Regions from separate parts of the Homo sapiens genome. Here region 2 is linked to region 1. The links are chromatin loops, found by intact Hi-C in ENCODE. Cell type or tissue: PC-9. All regions are shown on one strand. Each heading gives the region's core, and the rest is flanking DNA. Links, peaks and the distances in the headings are about the cores only.

Region 1 (2,903 bases), core at 242-2,741:
CCCTTAGTTTTTACCTCCTCCTTGCTTCTCTTAGCACCCTGGTCTTTCCCTTCATAGCACTTATCACAATTGATAATTTTACATGTTTTGTTCTGCAAGATGATAAGTTCACTGACGATAGTGACAGGTCACCTCTGATCATCACTTCTCCATATATTTAAACAAATATTTATTGAGCCTACTGTGAGCCAGGCCTGCATGCACAAAGGTCGGTGAGAATATTCTAGTACAGGGCTTGGCTCATAAGTGGATGCTCAACAGATATTTGTAGCTAGGATGGAAGGGTAGATGAGTGTATGGATAGGTAAATGGATGAATGGATGGGCAGATGGCTGTGTGGATAGGTAGATAATTGGATGAGTGGATGGATGGATGAATGGATGGATGGATGAGTGGATAGATGGATGGATGGATGGATGGATGGATGGATGGATGGATGATGTGGGGATGGGTAGATGGATGGATAGGTGGATGTGTATGTGGATGGACAGATGAACAGATGGGTGGGTTGAATGGGTAGGTGCATAAGTGGAAAGGGAGCTTCTGGGAAAAGGCTGATTGGGCTTGCCCAGGCACAGTACCTGGTGTCATCCTCCTCACCTAGCTATCTTCCCCTTCCTACCTCAGCCTCTACCCAGGTCCCCATCTTCAGACCCATCACATCCTGAGAAACACACCCACTGTACAGACCCTCCTGTCTTCCTCCACCAAGGCTGTCTAAATCATCCTTCAAGGCCTTGCCAGGCCCCACTCCTCCAGGAAGCCTTCCTAGCTCATGTGGTCTGCTTCTCTTCTGCACTCCTAATTCACAATATTGATGGACAACCCATATCATCACATCGGTCATCCTGAATAGATGCTCCTGAGATGCAGACCTGGAGCCTGGGAAGGGCCGGGCTTCCTCCTCCTCTGCTGTCCTAGGGGCTGGTTAGTGACAGGCAGGGGGTGAAGCCACTGCATTGGCTACAAGGCAGGAGTCACAATCTCTCCCTTGATGGAGAAGGAGGACCCGGGTGAAGCCCTTGCTAGGGGCACAGGCAGGAGGAAGATCTCAGCCATGCCAGCTTCAGAGGAACTGCCAGGCCAACCCTGGGGGAGGCTGGGACCAAGCCCGACCCTCAACCAGGCTGGGGCTGGGCTGAGCTGGCAGGAGGACGCAGGCAGGCAGGAGGCTGTGCGGGTGCCTCCCTCCCCTCCTCAGCCCGGCCCGACCAGCCCCCAGGCAGGCTGGAGGCCTGTTTGCCTTGGCCCCGGGCCAGGGCCGCCCCGCCAGTGAGTAATGCGTGAGGACCGCCTGGCTCCGGTTCAAGGGAAACGGGCTGGAGACGAGACGGGGCCTTCTAGGCCTTCATGGGGCTAGGTTCCGGGGGCGGCTTCCCAGAAAGTGCCTGCCGAGGCTGCGTTGGGGCCACTGCCAGGCCAGCCGCCCTCCTTCCCCTTTCTCCATCCCCTTTTCTCCCCTTCTTCCTCTGTAGAGACCGAGGAAAGGCAGATCTTGAGCTCCCAGAAAAAGATCATTAGGCATGGCCCAGGACCCAAGGAGAAGGAGCTTGTCAGGACCCCAGCCATCTACCCCACACACCTAACAGAGCCAGCCAGTCCCTGGTCCATTAACCCACACTTTCTGAGCACCCAGTCTCTGAAAGGCAAGGACTTGCTGTCAGGGAGAGCACGCGAGTTCAGGGCATGGGGCATGGGCAGCTCAGAAGCTCTCAGTGCTGGTCCTGGAAGCTGTGGCGCCGGACAAGGCCTCCCTATTTATCTGCCCACATTCCAGGGCTCCTGATGAGGACGCTGCAGCCCAGAGAAAAGGATGGACTTGCCCACGCTGCCCAGCGAGTTAATTGCAGCAAGGTAAGAGCCCATGCCTCCTGCCCATGGGACTCTAGGCCCTGCTGCTCTGAACAGTGGCCTTCTCCTTCAGCTTGCGTGGCTGTCATGATGAAGGGCCACTGCCTAGGATGGTTCTATTTTTCAGTTGCATCCTCCTGGAGCATTTCCGGGGCTTCTGTAACTTTGCGACTCTGCCCTTGGTGAGTGGTATCTTTCTGCTTAGGACCTAAGTGACCACCTGGGTGGAGAAGACACCATGGTCATCAACACCTTTTGGAGGCACAGAGATTCCCAGCCCTCTGGGAGATTTTGCAGCCAACCATGTCCCTATGCCTCTCCAGGCCTCTATCCATGGTCAGTCTTCCTAGTTGCAAAATACAGAACATTATTCTGGCTGAGTTAAGCACAAAAGAAAAGTCATGAGGGGATCCTGGGTAGGTCACAGAATCAACAACATGCCAGAGAACTTCTCCACAGCAGGGGTGGCTGCCAAACCACACCACAGTGCTGGCCTCCTGAGACCCGCACTGGCCCTGCCACAGAGCCCCAGAAGGCTCCTCTCTTTCCACTGACATCAGCACTAGACACCAAACGCTGGACGCTGCTGTTGGCCTAGCCGTCCCTGCTGCCCCCTAGAAACAGGATGTGACCACTGTCCACCTCCGGAATGATTCTCCTACATCCCTGCTTCTCTATTCCCAGACCCTGATCCCAGGACCAGGATGAGGGCATCTGATTGGCCAATCCCAGGTCACATGACTGTACTTGGTCACTAGGGAAGCTGGGAAAGCAAGTATCTTGCTCATTATCCTCTCAATAAGACTCAAGTAAGGGCCGGGCATAGTGGCTCATGCCTGTAATCCCAGCACTGTGGGAAGCCGAGGCAGTGGACCACCTGAGGTCCAGAGTTCGAGACCAGCCAGATCAACATGGTGAAACCCTGTCTCTACTAAAACTACAAAAATTAGCTGGGCATGGTGGCGCATGCCTGAAATCCCAGTTACTCAGGAGGCAGAGGCAGGAGAATGGCTTGAAGCCAGGAGGCAGAGGTTGCAGTGAGCCCGAGATTG
Region 2 (2,903 bases), core at 110-2,609, 89 kb after region 1:
GCCTGGGTGCCCTCTCATACAGCAATGGGCAGGAAGGAGGGAGGGGTAGGGAGGGAGAAAACCCAGCCTGGACACAGCCTGAGAGACCCTCCACTGTCCTGGGCCCCTCCCTGTCCCTGCTCCATCCAGCCCCACAGCTGGAGAGAGAGAGTGAGCTTCCCTCCTGCACAGTGAGGCTCGGCCTCGTGACTGGGAGCCTCCCCGCCTGTCCACATATGTGTTCAGCTGGTCTCCTACTCACCCTCCTGCACCCTCTGCCTGCCACACTGCTCACCCAGACCCTACCTGTCCCCATCCCAGGTCCAGTCTGAGCCACGAGGCTTAGCAGAGACACTGCTGCCTTGAGGCTTTTGGGGTTTTTGTGTGTGTGCGAGAAGGGGTGTCCACACCCATGCTGTGGGCTCCCTGGTAGCAAAGGGCTGCACACCCACACTCTCCCCTCAGTGAGCTTCCAAGAGGGGGCAGGGCACACAGGCCATGCTCGGTATGTGTCACCATTAGTGAGTCATGGCAGTGTTTGGAAAGTCCACAGGAGCAGGCCTCTGGAGTCCGGGATTCTAGAACTGACCAGACCACCAGGTGCTGCGCGACCCTGTGAAGGTCGCCTCACCTCTGGTCTGTGGCATCCTCAGTCCTACCCCAGGAGGAGATTAGGTCAGTCTGTCCCTGCAGAACCTGTTATGAAGGAGGCCAGGGAGAGCTCGGCATGTCACATCAGGGTCACGCCACTCCGGGAGTTCATCCCAGGAATGATGGGAGGGGTGCTGGGGCCACCCTGCCCTGAGGCTGGATGGGATTCTGACCTGGTCTCCAGACAGGACCTCTTCATTCCTAATTCCCAGAAGCAGAACTCTCGCCTGGCCTCCAAGAGCTCTCCTCCAGGAAGGAGGGACCACACTGACTCGGGCCCTCCCCCAATTCCTCCTGAGCCCCAACCCTGCCAAGCCTGGGACCCTCCCCAGCTCAGAGCAAAAGTCTGGGCTCTGAGGTCAGTGACCCTGGTGGGCTGCCCTCTCTCCATGCTCTGGGTCCAAGGACAGATGTAGGTTGAGGGGCCTCAGGCAGTCCTCCACCTCCCTGACACTGGAGAGGGGCCTCAGTTTGGGGCGTGGGCTGGCACTGGGCTGTGAGCTTCACCAATGCAGAGAGTCCGGGGATGACCACTCAGGAGCCTGCCCGGGGCAGTTTCCCAGAAACGGTGGGGTAGGGTGGCAGGGGAGGGAGGAGCTCCAGAGGATCTTGCTGGGTTAAGACGGGGGCTAAAGGTGGGGTGGGGATGACCCTTCCTGGAGGAAAACAACACCAGGGCCTCGAGGACCGGAGGGAGAAGGAAGGAGCCCCTTGGAAGGGAGGCTGACCTTGCTGTGCAGCCGGCCCTGCCCATCTGAGTTCAGCCTCTTCCTGGGTTCTGTTGCTTCAGTGCTGCTGCTTTGCTCCGATCTAAAGCGCTCACAGAGCCCTACACCTGGGTTTTCTCTCCCTAGACTGGCGGTTTTCAGCCCTGGAGGGGTTGAATCACCTGGGGAGCTTTCACAAACACTGGGGCCGAGACTCGCAGCAGAGGCTCGGATTTAATTGGTCTGGGGTGTAGGCTGCTCAGGACTCTGCCTCAGGGCCTAACCTGTCTCCAGGGAAGGCACCTTCTCCAACGCCTTTTCCCCACACTGCTAACACCCAGCTCACCCAGGAAGATGACTGTCACAGCTGGTCTGTCCTGCAGGCGAGGGCCAGCCGCCTTACCCGGGCACCTCATGCTGGCCACCCAGTGCAGACCCACAGTAAGGTGGCAGCTTCTGCTCCGGCAGGAATAGAGGCTCACCTCATACCTGCCCCACAGCCTCAAGCTCGGGTCAGACATGGAGGAGGGCATGGGTCTGGCTCCTCCCCTCTCCTTGTCCAGCACTGGCCGGATGGTGTCCCCCGCCTGGCACTATCGCGGCAACCATGTTCCTGGCAGGAGGAAGTGTGGCAATTGCTGGAAGGGCCAGTCTGCAGGCCAGGCCAGCTGGGGTGTCCCCTTCTTCACTGAACAGGCCTCTTCATGGCCTCCAGCCTCATTTGCTGTCATCCAGTGGCCGCTTTTCAGGCCCTCTCTGGGTGATGTTGATGCCATGGACCGTCCCCTCCTCTGCCTCCTGCCTCATCTTCTAGAACACTCCCCACTCCCCCAACTGTCCTCTCAGTGGACTCCTCAGTCTCCCCTGCCACTTGCCCCAAATGTGGGTCCCCTGGGGACTGGCCTCAGTACTGTCCTCGCTCCACATTCTCCAAGGAGTGACTTCACCCAAACCACGGTTTCAAATGCTATCTGTGCCCAAGGCCTCTCGAGCCCGGACCTCCTTTCTGAATTCCGGACCCCTCACCCAGCTGCGTGTAGACCCTCTCTCCAGGCACAGCCCCAGCCTGGCCACACTCAGTCTGCTCCTGCTCTGGTTTTCCCAATGCACAAATGACAGCGTCATCCGACAGATTTCCTCAACCTTGTCCTTGACTCCTTCCTGCCCCCACCCCTACTAACTTCATGGCTGATTTCAGCACTTACTTCCCCATTCTGTCTACTGCTCTCCACCTCCCTCCACCAGCCTGGGCCAGGCATTGTCATTTGTCACCAAACCACTGCAGCCATCTGTTAACTTAATGTCACACTGCCACGCTCATCCACCTTCAAGCCTTCATACCCCGCCTTGGGAAGTCTGAAACAGGGGAGCCTGGGTGTGCCACATTCCTGCCTAACTCCTCCCATCGCTTCCCACTGCTCTAGGACAGAGTCCTCTGGAAGGAGGCTGACCTTCCTTCGTCCTCGCTCCCATCTGCCCTCATCTTTTCCCTCCTCCACCCACATTCCAGCCATTATTCCCTGTCTGCTCAGAGTTTCCCAACATGTTGGGATTGATCCCTCTGAG

What was found. Hi-C counts contacts between places; a loop is a spot of excess contacts. Peaks named below come from ENCODE experiments on the same cell type or tissue, not always from the same donor. Only the 100,000 strongest peaks of a DNase experiment are listed, where the experiment ranks them.
Region 2: it touches region 1 in a loop (3-fold over the local background); 2 of 110 quality-filtered maps call a loop at or near these places.

The regions. Positions count from the first base shown.
Region 1 is chr18:48,900,901-48,903,803 of GRCh38, forward strand. The region is part of intron 2 of LOC124904355 (a long non-coding RNA gene); the gene reads right to left. Among named protein-coding and RNA genes, the nearest start is that of SMAD7, 49 kb to the right of the region's middle. In PC-9, for the core only: no CTCF peak of the experiment used is centred there; a DNase peak (open chromatin) is centred at 1,261.
Region 2 is chr18:48,990,378-48,993,280 of GRCh38, forward strand. No RefSeq gene overlaps it. Among named protein-coding and RNA genes, the nearest start is that of DYM-AS1, 32 kb to the right of the region's middle. RefSeq lists an enhancer at 552-1,181 and a silencer at 697-845. In PC-9, for the core only: no CTCF peak of the experiment used is centred there; DNase peaks (open chromatin) are centred at 504, 1,554 and 1,894; H3K4me3 peaks cover 2,147 bases; H3K27ac peaks cover 2,500 bases.